Regions from separate parts of the Homo sapiens genome. Here region 2 is linked to region 1. Evidence: chromatin loops called from intact Hi-C (ENCODE). Cell type or tissue: sigmoid colon. All regions are shown on one strand. Each heading gives the region's core, and the rest is flanking DNA. Links, peaks and the distances in the headings are about the cores only.

Region 1 (16,188 bases), core at 3,621-11,620:
AACATAGCAAGACCCCATCTCTAAAAAAATAAAAATAGTCAGGTATGTACTATTATACAGGTGTGCACCTGTAGTCCCAGCTCCTCAGGAGGCTGGGGTGGGAGGATCCTTTGAGCCCAGGAGTTTGAGGCTGCAGTAGCTGTGATCACACCACTGCACTCTAGCCTGGGTGACAAAGCAAGACTCTGTCTGAAAAAAAAAGGGAAGAGAAAGAAAGAGAAAGAAAGAAGGAAAGAAAGAAAGAAAAAGAAAGAGAGATAGAGAAAAGAAAAGAAAAAAGAAAAGAAGGCTGCTAGAAATCTTAAACTCGGCTGGGTGCAGTGGCTCATGCCTGTAATCCCAGCGCTTTGGGAGGCCGAGACGGGTGGATCACCTGAGGTCAGGGGTTGGAGAGCAGCCTGGCCAACATGGTGAAACTAGTCTCTACTAAAAATACAAAAATTAGCCAGGCATGGTGGCGGGAGCCTGTAATCCCAGCTGAGGCAGGAGAGGAGGCTGAGTCAGGAGAATCGCTTGAACCCGGGAGGTGGAGGTTGCAGTGAGCTGAGATCGTGCCACTGCACTCCAGCCTGGGAGACAGAGTGAGACTCCTTCTCAAAAAAAAGAAAAAAAAAAAAAAAGAAATCTTAGAACTCCTTGAACTTTTTGGGCAGAATCTCCCTTCCTATGAGTTCAACTAGTGTTCCTAGGCATACACTCTGCCTCCTGTATAGGGGCAGACTAGCATCAGACTTCTCTGAGATTAGTATTTCAAGAATTTATGCAAACTAACCTATTGAAGTTAGACTGAAGATCTGGGTAAAAATGTAAATCAGAAAGTATTCAATAAATCAGGTAAAGCACATAACAGGCAATTCATGTACTGGAATACTGCTGCCTCCAGCACTGGTGGTGTACTTCTTCAAGTACAGTACTTCTTCAAATATTTGCTGATGTCAAGCTTATCCTCCATTTATCAGCAGAGGCAGATAAGGTGAGGAAAATATTTGTAGGCAGAGAGATTTCTGGAATTTTCCTACAGTGCTGAAATACCATCCAGAGTTCAAGTGGGCCATATTTGGACAATGATTACTATGTTATTTTTTCTATCGTATTTTCACTGCTATATAATAACATTAACACTCTTTACACAAGGTCAGTACTATTTACCTAAGACTTTCCCAAATCTTTCCCATTCTCTCCCCTCAAAAGTTCATGAACACATTCTATGTTTCTGAAGGAAAAAATATAATAGAGGAAAAGTTTATTGAGATTAGTCAAGTGGGGATTGTAATTCACCAAATCTGCATTTACTAGAAGGAAGATAGAGCAGAAAACTAGTCCCAGGGTTTAAAGACTACAATTCATAGAAGACTCCTATTGTTGGGCCAACACTGTATTTCACAGCAGGTGAAGAGAGAAAAAGTACAGGAAAACAAACAAGGATGGAAGTATGGTACAGGAGGGTGCACAGTGAATAGAAGAAAATGCTATGGAAGACTACTCCTCACCGAGCAAAACCCGACTAGGTGGAACGTGGACTGAAGGTGGAGATGAATTCAAGAGTTTTACGGAGGGCACCTGTCACCTAATCACAGCGCCAACGACGCTACCAAGAAAGCATCATGGCCTTTTCTTTTACAGGCACTTTGTTTACAGGACAAATCAAGGAAATCAAGGAAAAGGCATCTTTTCTCTTCCAGATCACTTTTAGAATCCAAGATTTGGTACACTGGGACAAATAAAAACACATAGCTATGAAAGGGTCGATGAGATCCCATTTGTAACTTGGCTAAATAGAGTTGTTTCAGTACCTGACAACTTGAGTTCAATCTGTATTATTCTGAATGTATAATTGATGTGGCCATCAGTTTCCAGTAAAGGAACTTTTGTTTTGCTTTTTTCCCCCCACTTTCCCTCAGAAGGAATGGCTTTCTCATTAGGAAATGTTCGCATGCCCTCAGAAAAGGTGTTTGGAATAGAAAGACTCCCCGGAATCAGATTAAAATGCCAGCAGAGTTGAGTATGTTCTTCCCCATTTTGAGCTAGTTAAATGAGAACTCACGCCATTCTCCACACAGGGAACTTCTTAGGTAAAACTATTAAAGCCATGGAACCATTTACTTAGTGTGGTTATTAAAATCCTATGGCACTCTGGTGAACAGTGCTGTGGACTGGCAGCCAGAATATCTTTTCCAATTCTAGCCCCTATATTTCCTGGATTTATAGAAGCAAAGCAACTAGGAAAGCTGTAGGTCTTCTCACCCATTTTGTAGATATTTGTTGAGTACCCAATGTTTTAGGCACTGGAGTACAATAATAAACCAGATCTAGCACAGTCCTTGCCTTCACAGTTCAGAGTCATGAAGGAAACAAACCAGTAAAAAGGCAATTGTAACGTCATACCCATTAGCATGGCCATGATAAAAGAGAGAGAGAGAGGAGGAAAAAAAGGAAAGAAAGAAGTGTTGGTGAGGACACTAAACAATCAGAACCCTCATACAGTGTTGGTGTCAATGTAAAATGATGCGGCTACTCTAGAAAAGTCCTCCAAAAGCTCAATACAGAATCAGAATAACCATACAATGTAGCAGTGTCACTGCTAGGTACATACTCAAGACCATTGAAAACATGGCCATACAAAAACTTGTACACAAATGTTAATAGAAGCATTATTTATTAATACTCAAAAAGTGGAAACAATCCAAATGTCCATCAGCTGACGAATGGATATACAAAATGTGGTACATACATACAATGGAATATTTCAACCATAAAATGAAATGAAGTACTGATACATAATACAACATGGATGAACCTTAGAAACATATTTAGTGCAAGAAGACAGACACAAAGGGACAAATATGGTATGATTCTATTCACATAAAATGTCCAGACTAGGGAAATAAATAGAGATAAAAAGTAGATTAATAATTGTCAGGGGATTGGGGGAAGGGGAAACACGGAGTGGCTGTCAATGGGTGTGTATGTGGGTTCTTTTAGGAGTGATGAAAATGTTCTCAAATTATATAGTGATTGCATAACCTTGTAAATATATTAAAAACCACTGAATTGTACAATTTAAAAGAGTGACTTTTATGTTATGTAAATTATATCAATAAGACAAGGTAATTATAATACAATAAGATGATGGCCATATTAGAGCGTGCTAGTCTACATGTGTGGGGGTAGTGTTGGAGAAGAGGTTCAGAAAAGCTTTCTGAAAAAAATGACTTTTAAGCAGTGATCACAGAAGACAAGTAGGAGTAAGAAGGAAAAGGAGGAAGAATGGATCAATGTTAAAGGAACAGCAGAATATGCCCACGGCAGAGGGGAGAGAGCACATGGTACATTTGGAGGAATAGTGGTCCTGCTGGGCTGAAACATGGTGTTCACAGTGGAGAGAAGTAAGGCTAGGGATAGAAGGAGCAAACCAACCATGCTAAAGAATTTCTACTTTATCCTAATTATAACAGGAAACCCTTGAAAGAGCTAAAGCACAGGAATGACAAGATCTGGTCTGTTCTTCGGAAAGGTTGTTCTAAGTGCAACGCGAAGAACAGACTGGAGGTAAAGCAAGCATAGGGGCCAAGAGATTGGTTAGGAGGTTATTGCACTAACGCAAGTCTGAACTGACCAAATAGGGAAAATTGGAAGGTACCGGGGAAGTTCTTCCAAGCTCCCTGTAATGCTCTGCCAACTATAACAGTACTAGGCTCTGCCAGGAAGCAAGATGTGGTTTTAGTAAGGAGGTGGTGCCAATGCTAAGGCTGCTAGCGAGTCTTCCAGCAGACTCTACTCCTGCTTTTGGCCCAAACTTTATACTCAATCTCTAGACTTGGGCTCCCTTTTCCCTCCACAATGAACATAAAGATCCTCACCATGTGCAACAGAGAGATAGTCTACTGTAAGAGTATGGATTTGAGTCAGAAGCACCTAAGTTCAAATTCCTGCCCTGCCATTTCCAAGCTTATGTGATAAGATATACTTAACCTCTGATCTCAGTTTTTTGAATGTGAAATTAGGAAGATAGTAACATATCTCAGTTTTGTGCTAAGGATTATATGTGATTACAGATGTAAAAAAGCCTTGCACCAGGCCTGCCCTTTAGTAGGTGCTCAATAAATGTAGTCTCTGTACTCTTTGCATCACAATCCTATAGTTACAATTGTGTTCCTAATTGGTGGGTTCTTGGTCTCGCTGACTTCAAGAATGAAGCCGCGGACCCTCGTGGTAAGTGTTACAGTTCTTAAAGATGGCGTGTCCGGAGTTTGTTCCTTCTGATGTTCGGACATGTCTGGAGTTTCTTCCTTCTGGTGGGTTCGTGGTCTCGCTGGCTTCAGGAGTGAAGCTGCAGACCTTCACGGTGAGTGTTACAGCTCTTAAGGCGGTCCGTCTAGAGTTGTTCGTTCCTCTCGTTTGGAGTTGTTCATTCCTCCCGGTGCGTTCATCGTCTTGCTGGCCTCCTGCAGACCTTCACGGTGAGTGTTAGAGCTCATAACGGCAGTGCAGACCCAAAGAGTGAGCAGCAACAAGATTTATTGCCAAGAGCAAAAGAACAAAACTTCCACAGTGTGGAAAGGGTCCGGACTGAGTTGCCCCTGCTGGCTGGGGCAGCCAGCTTTTATTGCCTTATTTGGCCCCACCCACATCCTGCTGATTGGTCCATTTTACAGAGAGCTGATTGGTCTGTTTTGACAGGGTGCTGATTGGTGCGTTTACAATCCCTGAGCCAGACAGAGTGCTGATTGGTGTATTTACAATCCTCTAGCTAGATGTAAAAGTTCTCCAAGTTCCCACTAGATTAGCTAGACACAGATCACTGATTGGTGCATTTACAAACCTTGAGCTAGACACAGGGTGCTGACTGGTGCGTTTACAATCCCTGAGCTAGACACAGAGTGCTGACTGGTGCATTTACAATACTCTAGCTCGACATATAAGTTCTCCAAGTCCCCACCAGATTAGCTAGATACAGAGTGCTGATTGGTGCATCCACAAACCTTGAGCTAGACACAGGGTGCTGATTGGTGTATTTACAAACCTTGAGCCAGACACAAAGTGCTGATTGGTGCATTTACAATCCTCAAGCTAGACCTAAAAGTTCTCCAAGTCCCCACCAGATTAGCTAGGTACAGAGTGCTGATTGGTGCATCCATGAACCCCGAGCTAGACACAGAGTGCTGATTGGTGCATATACAATCCTCCAGCTAGACATAAAAGTTCTCCAAGTCCCCATCCGACTCAGGAGCCCAGCTGGCTTCGCCTAGTGGATCCTGCACCAGGGCCACAGGTGGAGATGCCTGCCAGTCCCGCGCCACACACCTGCACTCCTCAGCCCTTGGGCAGTCAATGGGACGGGGCGCTGTGGAGCAGGGAGTGGCACCCATTGGGGAGGCTCAGGCCAGGGACTCGGGCATGGCAGGCTGCAGGTCCTGAGCCCTGCCCCACAGGGAGGCAGCTGAGGCCCAGCAAGAATTTGAGCATGGCACGGGCAGGCTGGCAGTGCTGGGGGAGCCGGTGACCCCTCTGCAGCTGCTGGCCTGGTTGCTAAGCCCCTCATTGCTCAGGGCCAGCGGTGCTGCCCGCCGCTCCCAGTGCGGGGCCCACTGAGCCTGCACCCACCCAGAACTCACGTTGGCCTGTGAGCGCCACGTGCAGCCCCGGTTCCTGCCTGGGCCTCTCCCTCCACACCTCCCTGCAAGCAGAGGGAGCCGGCTCCGGCCTCAGCCAGCCCAGAGAGGGGCTTCCACAGTGCAGCGATGGGCTGAAGGGCTCCTCAAGTGTGGCCAGAGCGGACACCGAGGCTGAGGAGGTGCTGAGAGCAAGGGAGGGCTGCTAGCACGTTGTCACCTCTCACAATCATAATTCTTCAATGCAAGCATGACACCAAAGGGTGAGGCCTGCTACTGTCAAAATTTTAGTGAGCTAGGAGGACTATTCCATATTTTCCTAGAAATAGGTATTTGCTAGTTGACAAACATAAGTTATTTGTATCCATGGTTCCTTAAAATACCATTTCAAAGCCAAATGTATTTAGGGCTGGGCGCAGTGGCTCATGCCTGTAATCCCAGCACTTTGGGAGGCCAAGGCAGGTGGATCACCTGAGGTCAGGAGTTTGAGACCAGCCTGGTCAACAAGGTGAAACCCTGTCTCTACTAAAAATACAAAAATTAGCCAGGCATGGTGGCAGGTGACTGTAACCCCAACTACTCAGGAGGCTGAAGCAGGAAAACTGCTCAAACCCGGGAGGCGGGGATTGCAGTGAGCCAAGATCACGCCATTGTACTCCAGCCTGGGTGACAAGGGTGAAACGCTGTCTCAAAAACAAACAAACAAACAAAACCAAAAAGTTAGACTTATTTAAATTAATTCCTAAAAGGAAAGATCTGAGAGCTCCTCAGACAAGTCATCAAATCAGGCTTGTTTATGCTCAAGCAGGAAGGCCAAAGTTCCAGGTAAAGGCTCTCCTTTCTAGAATCAGCATAACTGCAAGGCAGCAGACCATATAAATAGTTTGATGCTCTGAACAAATGGAATGTTGTCTGGAATGATAATGTGGAAAGAGTTCATGTTAACACAGCAGGCCATTTAATGTAAAGAAACATGTTTTAAAAGCTACCTAGAGCTTTCTAGGTACAAGTGTTTTGTTCAGGTTTTTATGCAGACAGAAACAGTTTAAAAACAGGCAAGGATCGAAGGTATCAAAATGTGTTTTAAAACCTATCTGAAGGAGTTGATTACTATCAGCGCTAAAACCCAGTCTTTAGTCTCCTCCTTAACCAGGATGCAGTTCCTAGAGATAAAATATAATGTTAACACTGATCTAATATAGTAAACAATCGTCAGAACTTTGGAAAGATTTCTCTCTCTCTCTCTACACACACACACATTTTATATCTTTCATGTATCCCTCTCCCCCTCCTCCCATACTATGAAGTAATATTTAACCCCAAAGAAATAACCTTGTTAAGTTTGTTTCCTTCTTTGCTAATCACTGCAGTGGATTTCAGAAAGCACAAGGTGGCAGAAGCACACTAAAAATCCAACTGGAATAAAGGCTACAGCAATTTGAACATCATAAAAATGGCAGCAACTCTATTTTTAAAAATAAATGAGTACTTTTTCATCATAACAAACATGCTCAATAAAATTTTGAAAATATGACAGGTAGAAAAAGGAAAGGGGATTGTATTACTGAGACATATGGACAAATGTTTAATTCTTCCTACTACAATTATTAGTTGTGATTTTATCAGATATGCAACTTTATATCCTCCCTTTTAAACTCTAACAATGGGAGCACTTTCAAATCTGCTTTAGTCAAACATCTCTGTTTCAAAAAATATTTAAGGCATCTGCATGTGTCCATGTTTTTATAAACATTTTCAAAAGATCACTGATTAGAACATGGCTAATTTTATCTAGCCATTTTCCCATTAGCAATGATTGTTTTAAGTTAAACATTATCAATGACACCTGAGCCAGTAAATTTACATTTTAAGATCTCATTTCAAAAATCAAACAGGCTGGGGGCGGTGGCTCATGCCTATAATCCCAGTACTTTGGGAGGCCAAGGCAGGCGGTCACCAGAGGTCAGGAGTTCGACACCAGCCTGACCAACATGGAGAAACCCCGTCTCTACTAAAAATACAAAAATTAGCCAGGTGTAGTGGTGGGCACCTGTAATCCCAACTACTCAGGAGGCTGAGGCAGGAGAATCACTTGAATTCGGGAGGCGGAGGTTGCAATGAGCCGAGATCACGCCATTGCACTCCAGCCTGGGTGACAGCGAGACTCTGTCTCAAAAAACAAAAAACAAATAAAAACAGCCATCTGAGAAAATCAGACATGAACAAATGAAATAACATTTTATTCCAAAACAGAATCAAATGATGCTATCCTGTTTACTTTTTGCACTGGCCTGTGGGTACTTGGACCTTTCTTATTTTACAAACCTATATCTACAGTGTGTGTTTAGAAAATCATTTTATATGTCGAAAATATAACAAAATAATTTTAAAAATACTTAAGTATTGTGGTAGCAGTCAAAAGTTATTTATACTTTTAAAAGATTGCTACCAACTAGATTTGCCCCTGGAAAAATAACCAAAGCCATAATTCATTTGCTACTTTGGAATCAACCTGAATGCCAAAAACAACTGTATAAAATCATTTGGTCTAGTCATCTGCTTTAGACAGGTGAAAAGCCATTATTATTCCCCTCTATTATGGGCTCAGGAAAATAAAGCCAACATCAATGGAAGATGGTGCTCAGAACCCTGTCAAGTATGGGGAAAATTCTGTATCTCCGGATGTCTTTTGACCTTAATTCAGACCTTTAATCCACAGGTCAAAATATGTAAAATTAGAAATAATGTAATGACTTTTCCCCCTTTTAACTGAAACTCAGTTTTCTCTATTAAATGAGCAAAACAATGACTTCCATGAGAGAGGAAATTCAATTGTCAGGAACAAATGTTATTACATTCCAGCACCTTCTGAATGTTTAGTCTTGAGTCTTTCTTTTGTAAGCACTAACTAAGCAATCACAGGGAATTCTCTTCAAGAAGGATTCTCATTCATGATTTTCTCCAGGCCCCAGTGAGAACTCTAAATTAAAGGGCTCTCACTCTTTATGGCTTCACTTGCTTCTTCCTTCCCCAGTAGCTTTGAAGAAATTTCCCTTTTTATTCAAATGTGCTCACCCAGGTCAGAGAGGAGATTTCCTGAACTCTGAACACCAAGGTTAAATCTTCCATGGTCTAACACCTTGCAAGCTGCAAATAACTGAAGAGGGGAAAAAAGATCACCTTAAAGAAATTATTAGTATAGAACCTTTCTGCACTTTCTCAACATTTCTTCTACTTAGGCCTGCATGAGAAATTCAAGACCAAGTCTGGATAATTCAACTATAAACTCAGCATCAGAATGTTTTTTGCCTGCCTATTTGCTAAGGTTTCCAAAAACTGGGCTTATCCATTTCCAGAGCCCTGGAAAAAATTTGAAAACATGAACTATATTAATAATAATGTGCCTTCTCTATAGAGCATCCACATTTTAAAAGCCTAGAGATCCTGGCTTGGGAAAGCTAGAAAAGTAAATACCAACTATGATGACTGGAGAAACTAATTTAAATTCCTCTGCTGAATCTTGTCCCCAGGCTTCCAATAAAAATAAGTTAGGTTTTGGCCCTGAACTATTCCTTACAAAAATTGCTTATCATTATACAAGAATAGTTTCCCTATTTTCTGTTTATTTGTTTTTCCTCTAGTTCTATTCTTTCCCACATAGATTAAACCAAAATAAGATTAGCCAAACCTAATTTGATTCTAATCCAAGCCACACACCCTATGTATTCCATTACAAATCAAGTTTAATTTACTGACTTCCTTGGGTCCCAACTGAATGACCTACTGGAAGCTACGAAAGGGGTCACAGAGTAAGACTGCAGGCCAAAAAAAGAATGTGAAAAACACATGCAAGCCTGGAAACAAATTCACCCAAAGACATAACTTGCTTAAGATGTTTCTTGTGGAATTTGAATGCTAAAAGATCAAGTCTCCTAACAGGAAAAGCAGCCAACAGAGAAGCAGATGCATTCACATTCACTCATCATTCGTTCGCTCATTCATTCATTCAACAATTATACATAGACCTCTCATAGTCATGAGTTTTAACAACAGCAGAAACTTCAGGAGAGTATTTGCTTTCTGGTGCTCAGTTCTGCACTGAAGCCAGTCTCCCATTACCACAGGATTTTTTCTGTATGTTGTAAAATCTGTGAACATAAACTTTAGTTTTTATCTGCTTTTATTTTTTGGTAATTTGGAAGCTGAATTTAAAACATCCCCTTTAATTTTGGCAACGAGTAGCTTTTAGATTCTTTTAATCCAAGGGATTTTAGACCTTCTGAAGTCAAGGTTTACTTCTAAAGAATAAAGAATTTTGTTTGCTAACAATGTGAAAGAGCTAATATAATAGCTACATATGGTCTTATACCAGTGATAAGTCACTAATGTTGTTACAGCTTATGTGACAAACGTTCACAATGTTTTTGGTCCTCAAAATCACCCTGACAGCAGTAGTACTCCAGAGAGGTGTGAGGAGACGAGTGAAAAACCCAAAAAGAAGAAAAAGCAAAAGCCCCAGGAGGTTCCTCAGGAGAAAACAGAAGACCCATCTATCTCTTTCTCCAAACCCAAGAAAAAGAAATCTTTTTCCAAGGAGGAGTTGATGAGTAGTGATCTTGAAGAGACTGCTGGCAGCACCAGTCTTCTCAAGAGGAAGAAGTCTTCACCCAAGACGGAAACAGTTAATGACCCCGAAGAGGCAGGCAACAGAAGTGTCTCCAAGAAAAAGACGAAATTCTCCAAAGAGGAGCCTGTCAGCAGTGGACCTGAAGAGGCTGCTGGCAGCAAGAGCAGCTCCAAGAAGAAAATGTTCCATAAAGAAGCCCAGGAAGATTAGAATGCAAATGGACATTCTCTGGGAGGCGGGGCATACCATAGCCCAAGACGACATTTCCTACCATGTCCAGTTCCCCAATAAAAACAAATTCACACACACACACAAATCACCCTCATGAAATAAGAGAGGAATTATTATGACCACTTTGAAGATCAGGAAGTGGAGGCTCAGGAAAGGGAAATGATATGTCCAAAGTCCCTTTTTCTAAGTGGTGAATTCAAATCTTAAGACTATCTGATCACTGTTCTTTTCTACTTTTCCTCAATTAATATTTAGTTTAAAATTTAAGCTTTTGTGTATTTTGTTCTAGGGGTTGGGACTATAAAGCTGTACACATATATAAAATTCCTCCTTAGCCTAGGCAACATGGCAAAACCCAATCTCAACAAAAAAAATACAAAAATTAGCTGGGCATGGTGGTGTGCATCTGTAGTCCCAGTCACTTCGGAGGCTGAGGTGGGAGGATAGCTTAGGCCCCAGAGGCAGAGGTTGCAGTGAGCCAAGATGGCACCATTGCACTCCAGCCTGGGGCAACAGAGCCCGAAACTGTTTCAAAAAAAAAAAAAAAATTCCTCCTTATGATTCAAGAGATTCCTGCATAGTCCTCAATCTTTGGTTTTGCTTTAAGAACAGATCATCTGCCCCATTTGGCTTAAAAACAAAAATTAAACACATAATACAAACATGAGACTATAAATACATTAGACTTCAATAAATAGAACAAAAATGTTCACTGTTTAGTTACAGCATGTCATTTGATGAGCAGAAAATTAGAAAAATGATTTTAGTCCCCATTTCAGCATTACTTAACTAGAAAACCTTGGGTAAATCTCTCAAATTCTGTGTCTCAGTTTGTATACACTATTAAATGGGTATAAAAAATTGTCCTTCAAATGTTATAACCAGTACAAAATCATTAAATCTAAAATTGGTATATATTTCCTAGTACTACTGGTATAAGAATTCTGAAAAAAGAGAGGAAAAGTTCATTTCAGTTTTGTCTCACGCAATAGTTAACATACAAGGTACTTTTTTTAAAGCTTGTTTAGTATCTAGAATATTGTGTACACATTCATTAAATTCCTTAAATTCTTTTTACTGATATCCCTTTGGACCCTGAATCCAATATTATGTAGCCATTTTCCCTATTACACAAATAGACTGGTTTGCACAGGTTACACAGTATGTTAATGGCAGAATCAAAGGTCAAAATATCTGATCGATATCCTAACCATGCCAGGATCATCCACTGCTAACAAGACAGAACTGTGACAGTCTCTTTAACGTCAGCAGAATTCTCTAAGCTGAGCCTTATTTTAGCTATCAGTTTCCTTCAGTTCCCATGCTGAATTTTATCAGATCTGCTTCTTTCTCTTCCTCTATTCATGCCTAATAAGCAAAGAAATAAAAAAGAAAAGCCGTAAAAAGCAGAGCACAGCATCTGGATAATCCACAAACCAGAAAAACCTGACTGACAAGAGTTAACTAAATGGATTTTTTAGTGGATTTGTTTGTTTTTTTGAGACAGGGTCTCACTCTGTTGCCTAAGCTGAGGGTAGGCGCACAATCACGGATCACTGCAGCCTCAAATTCCTGGGCTCAGGCAATCCTCCCACCTCAGCTGATCCTCCTGCCTCAGCCTCTTGAGTAGCTGGGTCTACAGGCATGCACCACCACACCGGTCTGATGTTTTGTTTTGCTTTGTAGAGACAGTTCTTGCTATTTTGCCAAGGCTGGTCTCAAACTCCTGGCCTCAAGTGATCCTCCTGCCTGGCCCTCCCAAAGTGCTGGGATTACAGTAGTGAGCTACTGTGCCTGGCTGGATTTCTTGTCTACAGTTTAGAAACTCAATCTTCTTCAATCACATAATGAGTCTCAGGATATAACAGCAAGACACAACGTGAATTTGTGATTAAATTTTATTTTCATGAAATTTTTTGCATAGCCAGAATCACAAAACAAAAATGAGGAAATGCTAAAGTTGATTTACAAAAAGTGAAAGAAAAAACACACCCGTGGGAACCCCATCACCAAAACCGTAAAAAAAAAAAAAAAAAAAAATTGCAAAAATCTTTCAGAAAAGGCAGTCTAGTCACCCAAAGAAATTCATAAGTTGACTGGCTGGAGAAGATTTCTTGAAAATATATAATAGAAGTTACAAATTAAGAAGTAACATATGGAGTAGGTAGTCAAAGTGAGAGGCGACAGTGTGCTGGCAGCCCTTGCTCACTCTTGGTGCCTCCTTGGCCTCGGTGCCCACTCCGGCCGCGCTTGAGGAGCCCTTTAGCCTGCCGCTGTAATGTAGGAGCCCCTCTCTGGGCTGGCCAAGGCTGGAGCCGGCTCCCTCTGCTTGCAGGGAGCTGTGGAGGGAGCAGCGTGGGCGGGAACTCAGGCTGCGTGTGGCGTACGCGGGCCAGCGTGAGTTCTGGGTGGGTGCAGGCTTGGCAGCCCCGCACCTGGAGCAGCCGGCCAGTGCCACCGGTCCCAGGCAGTGAGGGGCTTAGCACCCGGGCCAGCAGCTGTGGAGAGTGTGCCAGGTCCCCCAGCACTGCTGGCCCGCCCAAGCTGTGCTCAAATTCTCGCCGGGCCTCAGCCGCCTCCCTGCGGGGCAGGGCTCAGGACCTGCAGCCCGTCATGCCCAAAGAATGCCCCCTGCTTTCCCCACCGTGGGCTCCTGCATGGCCCGAGCCTCCCCGATGGGTGCCGCCCCCTGCTCCGCAGCGCCTGGTCCCATCGACCACCCAAGGGCTGAGAATTGCAGGCACACGGCATGGGACTGGCAGGCAGCTCCACCCGTGGCCCTGGTGCGGGATCCACTAGGCGAAGCCAGCTGGGCTCGTGAATCAGGTGGGGACTTGGAGAACTTTTATGTCTAGCTGGAGGATTGAAAATGCACAAATCAGCACTCTGTGTCTAGCTCAGGGTTTGTAAATGCACCAATCAGCACTCTGTGTCTAGTTTAAGGTTTGTAAATGCACCAATCAGCACCCTGTGTCTAGCTCAAGGTTTGTAAACGCACCAATCAATGCTCTGTGTCTAGCTAATCTAGTGGGGACTTGGAGAACTTTTATGTCTAGCTAGAAGATTGTATATGCACCAATCAGCACTCTGTGTCTAGCTCAGGGATTGTAAGTGCACCAATCAGCACCCCGTGTCTGGCTCAAGGTTTGTAAATGCACCAATCAGTGCTCCGTGTCTAGCTAATCTAGTGGGGACATGGAGAACTTTTGTGTCTAGCTCAGGGATTCTAAATGCACCAATCAGCACCCTGTCAAAACGGACCAATCAGCTCTCTATAAAATTGGCCAATCAGCTTTCTGTAAAATGGACCAATCGGCAAGATGTGGGTGGGGCCAAATAAGGGAATAAAAACAGGCTGCCCGAGCCAGCAGCAGCAACCCACTCAGGTCCCCTTCCATACTATGGAATCTTTGTTCTTTCGCTCTTTGCAATAAATCTTGCTGCTGTTCATTCTTTGGGTCCACACTGCCTTTATGAGCTGTAACACTCACTGCGAAGGTCTACAGCTTCACTCCTGAGGTCAGTGAGACCACGAACCCACCGGGAGGAATGAACAACTCTGGACGGGAGGAATGAACAATTCCAGATGTGCTGCCTTAAGAGCTGTAACACTCACCGCAAAAGTCTGCAGCTTCACTCATGAAGCCAGCGAGACCATGAACCCACCAGAAGGAAGAAATTCCAAACATGTCTGAACATCAGAAGGAACAAACTCCAGACACACCATCTTTAAGAACTGTAACACCACGAGGTTCTGCGGCTTCATTCTTGAAGTCAGCGAGACCAAGAACCCACCAATTCTGGACACAAAAGCGTATGTGGAAATAATAGCAATAGTTCTGCATTTACCATGTGATTTATATTGGGCTATGCATTTTTAAAATCTATTATTTTACTTAATCCTTACCAATCCTAGATTGTTAAGAAGTCCTGCTAGTCCTTAAGGGAAATAATCTCTTCTTACTCTGTGCTTGTTCACATTATTTCTATACTCTGACTAAATGTAAACTTACCGAAGACAGAAACAATCTGATTCATGTTAGTCCTGCCTTGGGCATCTATAGTTGCCTGCCCAATAAATAGTAGAGTTTAAATGAGTAATTTTCAAACTTTGGGTGCATGAGAACCTTGAGTAGATCCTATTAAGAGGACAAAGATCTATTAAGAGAACAAAGATCTATAACCCACACCCCAAAAAACGACTCAGTAGATCTGAGTTTGATCTAGTGCTTATGTGAAATATTCAACAAAAGTTTACTAAATATGCAATAGGTATTATAAACTCCACCTTACAGACAAGGAAATAGAGCCGTCAGTATGTAAAGTAACTTGCTAAAAGTCATAAAACTTAGATGAGTCAGCATAAGTACAATAGACAAGGTCTCTCACTCATTCATTCCTGTATTCACTTATTCAACAGGTATCTGAATACCTCCTACAGCCTTTCTCAAGGGAAATGCATTCAGATAACAAAAATCAATTATTTCTGTACCATTAGCTGACAGTCCTGAAAAGCTTCCCTCTACCAATGTAGTACTGGAATATACATCAAAAGGGATGCAAATCAAGAAGAAAAAAGGGATGTTCTAGTTTTATTTCTAGAGATAGCAGCAACTATTTTAGAAATAGCTGTTTCCTTTGGACACTGAATTTTTTTTCAATGGGGAATAATATTTTAAAAGGCGTTTTTTCTAGGCCTGGCACAGAGGCTCAAAACGCCTGTAATCCTAACAGTTTGGGAGGCCAAGGTGGATGGATTGCTTGAGCTCAGGAGTTCAAAACCAGCCTGGGCAACAAGGGGAAACCCCAACTCTACAAAAAATACAAAAATTAGCTGGGCATGATGGCAAGAGCCTGTAGTCCCAGCTACTTGTGGGGGCTGAGGCATGAAGATCACTTGAGCCTGGGAGGTGAAGGCTGCAGTGAGCTGAGATTGTGCCAGTGCACTCCAACTTGGGTGACAATTTAAGTAAGACCCTGTCTCAAAAAAAGTGTGCCTTTTAAATGTCTTTTTCTGTTTAATGTCTTGGTCATCTTTTCACTGTCCAGAAAATTCATCTACCTCTTTAAATCTGTATTATCTTTGGTAATCCCTATCAATCTGTATTAAAAGTCCCCAATATTTTTATTAATAGTTAAAAAGACTCTGTTTCCTGCTTCTTCTGTTTAATCTCACTCATGGAAAAATAGTTCCTACTAGGTCTGAATTTTTTTTTTTTTAGACAGGGTCTCACTCTGTCACCTAGGCTGCAGTGCAGTGACACAATCTCCACTCACTGCCACCTCCACCTCCCAGGCTCAAGCAATACTCCCACCTCAGCCTCCCGAGTAGCTGGGACCACAGACATGTACCACCATGCCCAGCTAATTTTTTGTAATTTTATTAGAGATAGCATTTCATCATGCTGCCCAAGCTGATGTCAAACTCCTGGGCTCAAGTGATCTGCCTGTGTTCGCCTCTCAAAATGCTGGGATTGATTATAGGTGTGCACCACCCTGCCTGGCCCTGAACTTAGAGATTAAACTTTATTTCTTATATTCCACAAATTTCACATAATCACAAGTAAACATCTCATGTTTATGCTGAGCAGAGTGAGAGGTGACAGCGTGCTGGCAGCCCTCGCAGCCCTCACTCGCTCTCAGTGCCTCCCCGGCCTCTGCACCCATTCTGGCCACGCCTGAGGAGCACATCAGCCTGCCGCTGCACTGCGGGAGCCC
Region 2 (8,000 bases), core at 1-8,000, 650 kb after region 1:
ACCCAGGACATATACTTCTAATGGATTTCATAAATGAAAGAGAACCATCCAAAACTCTCAATCACATAGCAAGCCTCTGCAGAAGTTATGCCTGCTATCATTACACTGGCCAGAGAAAGTCAGTTGGCCAATTCAAACATCAACAAGCAGGGAAAATATAATTTTTCTACCTCACTAGGAGGTATAATAAAGGTACCTAGAAGAGCAAAGGCATATCTATAATTCTATGTCAGGGAGGCAATGAATGAAGAACTGGGAATAATAACCTAATCAATCCAAAAGCATTCCTGCCTGCTGCTGTCTGCATTCTACCATCTGATTCTTAAATGAATGCTTTTATCCTGAAGCCACTCAGTGCCAAAAAGAGCCTGACAGATCTCCAATCCTGTCAGAACTTCCCTGTGTCATTGAAGTTTCCCTGACTCCCACCAATAGAGCACTTAATAGAAATCTAACTCACAGGTTCTCTTAGTTCTGACTCCTCATAGCAGAAGAGTGAGCTGGACTCAGCAGAAGGCTTGGTGGTATTGAGATCACTTCACAGCACTTCATTTCTGTTCCCGTTCGGGTTTTCACTTACAACCTTTATCTGTCCTCTTGTCTAGTATCTTTTCTTTAATTTTTTTTTTTTTTTTTTGAGAAGGAGTCTCACTCTGTTGCCCAGGCTGGAGTGCAATGGTGTGATCTCAGCTCACTGCAACCTCCACCTCCCAGGTTCAAGCAATTCTCGTGCCTCAGCCTCCCGAGTAGCTGGGATTACAGGCACTCGACACCACGCCTGGCTAATTTTTTTGTATTTTTAGTAGAGACTGGGTTTCACCATGTTGGCCAGACAGGTCTCAAACTCCTGACCACAGGTGATCCGCCTGCCTTGGCCTCCCAAAGTGCTGGGATTACAGGCCTGAGCCACCGCGCCCAGCCTGTCTGGTATCTTTCAAGGAGGTTTTTCTGGGAAAATGTACCTTTATTTTTTTGCATGTATGCATTCCAATTCTCCATTTTTTTCTATGTCTAAATGGATGATTTGGGAACCTTGGATTAGTAGACCCCCATCTAATTCATAGTACCCCTCAGCAGAAGGACATGTTATTAGTCAGGGTTCTCCAGAGAAACAGAACCAAGAGTTACTGGATAGAGGTAGTCATGGGAACCACCGCTTGTCTTTGCTTCCTTCTGAACATCTGCTCCATTCTCCTACTTCTTTCTGCAGAATAGCTCTTTTTTTGGTTATTTAATAGCATGCACATGACTAAAAAATAGTTGCCATCTCCACTTCTGCTGGACCACAAAGCTCCAGGGCCCACAACCTTATGTCAACACATGACCTTTATCCCTGTGATTTACATTTCAATACCTGAGAATGAGAATTAGATAAGTGTTAGGACTACTAATATGTTATTTTGCTTAGCATCAAGTGCCTATTCCTGGTGGCCAGAGTGTGAATGCATTCATTTTCTTTACTGCTGTAACAAATTACCACAAATTTAATAGCTTAAAACAATGGAAAATTATCTTATAGATCTGGATACCAGGAGGCTGAAATAGGTTTCACTGGGCTAACATCAAGAGGTTGGCAGGACTGTATTTGTCTGGAAGCTGTAGTGGAGAATCTGTTTTTGCCTTTTCTAGCTTCTAGAAGGTGTATGCCTCATTTCTGACTGCTTTTTCCATCTTCAAATTTTTTTTTTTTCACTTATAAGGACCCTTTATCTGGCCCACACTTATAATCCAGGATAATCTCCCCATCTTGAAATCCTTAATCATATCTGTAAAGGCTGTTTTGTTATGTTAAGTAAAATTCACAGATTCTGGAAATTAAGACACAGACATCTTTGTTGAGGGGGTGGAGGGCAGCACCATTATTCCACCAATCATAGTGAGGGTCATAAAGATGTGTTGCCAATGGAACAGAAGCTGTGAGTGGGAGGAGTTTCTTTGCATAAAGAGCGAGGTAAGAGTACCAAAATTAAATAACACATCTACTTCATTTTCCTGAACAGCAAACTGCTCAGTAGCGGGTAGTGAGATTTTTCCATCCTCTGTTTCTTTCCCCTCCAGTGGAATCTGTCAGCACTCTCACATTTGTAATTTGCCTGGACTTCTTTTTCTTACTAGAATGAACTAGTATTTAATTTTCTCAAGAAGCTAGATTCTCTTTTTATCATAATGCAGATGCCTAAACCCCTTAGACTTGATGAGAAAATATGAGATGCCGTGAAGGATGGTTTGGGAATCTGTGCTTCTAATAGGTTCGCTAGGTAATTCTTACACACACCAAAGTTTAAGAATCACCTCTGCATTCTCAGTAAAGCTGATAAGTTTATCTTGTTAGAAGAGAAGACTGAAGAAAACCTTCCAAGGGAACTAGTATATTTTCACTGCAGCTTTTGGGAGATAATGATAACAATTTTGCATGTAACTCAGTAAGACTCTAATTCACGCTGGGGGTATGGGAAGAGGTCATGTCAAGATAAAGGGGAAACCTTTTTTGTGGGCTGATCAAGCTTTTTTTGACTCTCAATTCAAACGAAGGGCATAATTCCTTCTAAGTTATGTTTTCATACTGATTTGTGCTGTGTTGAATATCACAGTAATGCCATATCTCCAAAAGCAGTTTTCCATATCAATCTTGCCAATATAGGGGAAGCAGAAGATGATAGGCTAACGTTTGACACTCCAGTGGCTCTTGTCATAAATCAGATTGCCAGGTGTCTGATTTGGAACCTTGGTGTTGTATGAAGTCATCCAATCACGACATTTTGGGATTTGACAGGTTTTGTTTTATAGTTTAAATAATTGGATCCAAGTATAGCACGCTTTCTTTACAAATTTACAGTTATTTATTTTGAAGAACGTTTGTTTGTAAGTAAGCTAAGTAAGTTGTAATTAAGTTGAAAAAGTAAGAAAGAAAATATATAAAGTAACCTAGAAAATAAAAGCGTGTAATTTTTGATGCTTGGTGGTTTGGTTTTAATAATATGGCAGATTACATGATATAAAAATCTTCCAAGTATAAAGTACTTGGAAGTACGGAATTTAATAAAATAGTCAACCATGTAAATGGTTGAATAAGTTCACTAGAATGTAAGGAATATTACCAGAGACCAGAAACAAAACAGAAACTGGACTTGGTTTACTTTACTTTATGTTTGGGATTTGAATTTATATTCTGTGGTCTGTGAACCCTTAAGCTGAGAAATTAACATGAAGCTTCCTGGAGCACTTGGCAGAAGTTGGTACAAAATCTTTTTTGGAGGGGAACATACTCAACTTTGGTGGTAAAGGATTCCCATATAAAATGCCCTGCCAGACATGGACCCCAAATTCAAAATTACAAAATCCATGAAGTCATCTATCCTAAGTGAGAGAAACGAACAACAAACAACAAGATTAGAACCACCCCTACTGCCACTAAAAAATTGAAATAACATTCTTTCTCAACAACTCTAAAGTAAGTACATAAAAATTATTGAAGATATAAAGGAATTCAAAGCATGAGAAACCAACTTTATGGTATTAAATAGTGCCTTACATTAATATTTTCACTATATGGTACAAGTGCAAAGTGTTGTAGTAGTTCAGAGAATGAAGATAGCTGCAGAAACTGAACTCGATGCTAAAATGTTGACAAGAGAAAACTTTAGTTGAAGAAACATTACTTCTTTCAAGGTATCAATTAGATATTACAAATCAACGGCATCACAGCAAGTTGAAAAACAAATGTCGCTATAAAACATAACACATTAACTTCTGGGGATGAGTGTTAAATTGAAATCATGACCAACACAGATACTGCTTATGAAATATAATCATATCCTTACTCAGAAAAGGTAAGATAGATGCTACTTCTAAAATTATATGAAACATCCCAGAAACTGCCAAGCAACACACATCCAGAAAGCACAAATAGAATACTACAAACTATCTTGTAATAAGACAGTTACATTCAGAGTGGCAAACATCATTTTAAAGATACAAGATTCTATTTGCTGGCTCAAATGATAACATAAATTCTGGATAAAATCTATGAACTTGAAATGTGTTAGGTTTAGTAACACAAGTAAAGAGTATTTGCATTTCACTAGCAGAATGTGATATTACGGGAGTCAAATGTTATCTACTTTAAATTTGTTGTCAATTGATGAAAAATGAGTGTTATGTAAATCACCAAAGAAATTAACTTTCCTCAAAAATGATGAGCTTCATTACAAATATCCCATTATTATCATTGACATATATACTCCTCAATAAAAATTTTCCCATTCTTGCCAGTTGTTTTAATGTGTTGGGTTGAGGCCAATAGGCTGTCAGGTGTCACTTTCTAAAGATCATATTCCATGTGGGAAAATGTGCAGTGCTTTTGTAGCAGAAAGGGAACTGTTTATTGCTTGTATTATGTAGTTGTCTCAGACTTCTTATGAACTTAATATCACTTCACAAGCTGGTGGCTGGCTTACTTTTTGCCAAAGTTCTTTTGTCAGGGTGGAATGAAATATAAAAGCTGTCAATTACATTTTGACAGTAATAATTACATGTAGCAACAGTCATAAATTCTGTGTTTTGTGGCTCTGAGTCTAATCTTTCATCTAAACTCTCTTCTATTGCAGCTATTTAAGGAAGTCTGTTTTGCTTATTTTCATGCAGGCTACCATTTCATATATCGAGTTCATAATGTAGTTAGTTGAAAAAGGACTTGGGATTTTTGTTATTGTTCTCTTTGCCATTGTTCATTCTCCTTTTCTAACATTTTTCCTACTATGAGCCTGGATGGAAGAGGAGCAGAGAGAAGACATACACCAAAGCTTGCTCTATCTATAAAATAGTAACAACCCTGAGGCTTCCTCTTACAAATTCTACTATTTTTTTCTTTATTTTTTGAGACAGGGTCTTGCTCTGTTGCCAGGCTGGAGTGCAGTGGTGTGACCTCAGTTCACGGCAACCTTGACCTCCTGGGCTCAAACGATCCTTCCACCTCAGCCTCCATAGTAGCTGGGACTACAGGAGCATGCTACCATGCCCAGCTAATTGTTTTGTATTTTTTTTTTTTTTTGTAGAGGCAGAGTTTCATCATGTTGTCCAGGCTAATCTTAAACTTCTGAGCTGAAGTGCTCCCTCCCAAAGTGCTGGGACTACAGGCGTGAGCCACTGTGCCTGGTCAAATTCTACCAGACAAAACCACTTAACAGTTTTTAAATACATATAGTTCAAAATAGAAAAATAGTCATAAAAACATCAAATAATACAGGCTTGAACTTTTCAACTTTATTCAGTGAAAATGACTGTGATGCTTTTGAATAAAAACTTTAAAGATACTATATGAAACTTGAGATGAAAAGTTCAGAGTTACTACATTTTAATTAAGTACATACGAATACCAAAGTTTGTATCAGAAACACATAATTTTCACATGACTTTACATTGCTGCTTACTAACTTTTTTTACCAAGTTCTAGTAGTGTTAGAAATAACTATTATAAAATGTTTATTTTATTGAACTGTAAAATTTAACTTTGGTTTATGCTTGAGATTTTTCCATATGGCTGTTATTTTTGGAATTTTTTTTTCTTTGATATGGAGTTTTACTCTTGTTGCCCAGGCTGGAGTGCAATGGCACGATCTCTGCTCACCACAAGCTCCGCCTCCCAGGTTCAAGTGATTCTCCTGCCTCAGCCTCCTAAGTAGCTGGTATTACAGGTATGCGCCACCACTCCCAGCTATTTTGTTTTGTATTTTTAGTAGAGACGGGGTTTTTCCATGTTGGTCAGGCTGGTCTCAAACTCCCGACCTCAGGTGATCCCCCTGGCTCGGCCTCCCAAAGTGCTGGGATTACAGGCCTGAGCCACCACGCCCAGCCCTGACTTTTGGAAATTTTTAAGTCAAGCAAAAAGTCAAACAGTTACTAGATTAGGAAAAATAATCCTGAAGTATGATTTATAGATTTTTCATAGTGTAGGTTAAGTTATATGGGAAACTGTGAAGGCAAGAGAAACTATTGTAAAATGAGGAGTGGACTTAGTAATGCATATTGGTTATATACATTTCAACTCTTTCCAGAAAAAGTCAATAAACATTCTGCATAAACTAATTCCCTTAATTAAAAATATTTTGTTGGGGAAAAGTATTGTCTTCTAAACAGATTTCAACCTTAGTCTTTTAATTTACTTTGTAGTCACATATTCTTAAGAATCTAAAATATTTTATAGTTTTGCCTGTGGTTGAGTAAATATATATTTTTGAACTAATATTTGGAATGTAATTATACATAAGTTAATTATGTTAGATTTATATGATTGTCTAATTAGTTCAAGAGTAAGAGACTAGTAACCTTTTAATAAATAATATTAAACACATACTGTACTTCAATTAATTAAACCTATTCATTAAAAATTCAAAATGAGTGTGAATGTGTGTGTACATGTGTGTGTGCTGGAGGGGGGACAGTCACATAACTACTTTATAATTTTAGTGAAATTTGGATGTATTTTCATGCTTAAGCTTTTTCCTTTATAGACAAACATCTGTTGGCTCATGGAATTAGCTATTATTTCGGCAATGGAAAGGAATTATGGTTATCTAGAGCAAGAGTAAATGATTATTGGATTTGGAACACAAACAGGAAACTGTTTATATAATGAATGTTGGACCATGTAACATTAGTTAGGATGTCAAGAATACTTAATAGAAAAGACTCAGAAGTCATTGCAGAAGAGTTGTCTGGGTACAACAGGATATTAACAACTGCTGTGCCTTTTTGTTTCATAAAGTACTTCTGTGTGGCTAGACATTCCTTACTACTGCACACTGGTCTGTTAAATGACTTTGATAATAGTGCAGTTAACTCATGGGATCTGCTGTAGAAATGTGCACCCACTATATAAGCATGGTTTTCACTAAGGTGTGGGGCTCAGATCTATAAATTTCATTATGACATATTAGAGCTCTTTTCTCATGCCAATGTAAGCAGTCAATCCCTGTTAAAGAATAGTGCCCCTATTGCTGAAGTAATAAGTCTGTTGTTTAATTGGGTATTTGTCACAGAGGATGGAAAAACAGGGTGTGAAGGGAAAGTTTTCAGGGCTGGGTGAGTTACTTTATTTTCTTTTCAAAGTCAAGTATAGAATATTATCTTTTTTTAAAAATTGCTACTTTTGTTGCAGGATGTTTAACAGAAATATCTGTGGGCCCATGAACATGTCAAGTTAAACTATACTGTAATGGGACTTAAAAATAGATGCACATAGTTTTAGTGTACTTTTTAATTCCTAAAGAAAACTTTTAATTATTCAAGAACATGTAGACATCCTAGGAAAGATTGACAGGGTTTTATTTCACCCTTTTTCAAAGGACAGTAATTATTTTATGAATAAAATTCTAAAATGCAAAGATTAGATCAACCATTAGGAATAATGGTTATCTCTTGTGGCTTCAGGAGATATCAAGAGATATTTCTTTTTATTTTAATGCTGCTGTCTTGAGAAGGTAAAAGGTTGATATAGGCTAAAAAGGCCTATGATGTGCAGGTGTGGGTGTAACTAATACGGGCTCAGGTAAGAAGCTGCCATGCATCACTAATGAGAGACTCAGCCAAAGGGTTGTCTGCAAGTTCTAAAGCTTCAGATGCTGTATGTAGTTGGAAAGCCTGGAATTCCTTTTTGAATTACTTTATTACATAGCTATATTTATTAGAATTTGAGTACCCTACAAATATGCATACTTCTAAGATGCCATCATAATAAAGACCATCAATTTGGTTACATTTCAGGGGGAAAGGCTACACTGAAATGAACATTGTAAGAAAACTCAATTTAATGATACCTTGGAGTATATTCTTGCTTCATGTACTGCTGTTTTCATTACAAGGTAAGAACTCAGATTAAATTTTTATGTTAATTTATTGTATTTTTGTTTCTCTTACAATTTATACAAATAGTTTTCCCTTATAAAGCACTTTGAAGTCATTAGAATGAATTGTACTAAATGATACTCAGATCACCTTTTAAA

Evidence for each region. Peaks named below come from ENCODE experiments on the same cell type or tissue, not always from the same donor. Only the 100,000 strongest peaks of a DNase experiment are listed, where the experiment ranks them.
Region 2: a loop joins it to region 1, with 2.9 times the contacts of the local background. A loop is called at or near these places in 3 of 110 quality-filtered maps.

Annotation. Positions count from the first base shown.
Region 1 is chr12:79,548,723-79,564,910 of GRCh38, forward strand. It overlaps the pseudogene NOP56P3. Among named protein-coding and RNA genes, the nearest start is that of PPP1R12A-AS2, 130 kb to the right of the region's middle. In sigmoid colon, for the core only: a CTCF peak has its summit at 7,001 (motif pointing right); no DNase peak of the experiment used is centred there; H3K27ac peaks cover 189 bases.
Region 2 is chr12:80,201,652-80,209,651 of GRCh38, forward strand. OTOGL (otogelin like) reads left to right here. Exons shown (of 59, transcript NM_001378609.3): 2 at 7,762-7,859. The coding sequence starts at 7,781. Among named protein-coding and RNA genes, the nearest start is that of OTOGL, 110 kb to the left of the region's middle. In sigmoid colon, for the core only: no CTCF peak of the experiment used is centred there; no DNase peak of the experiment used is centred there.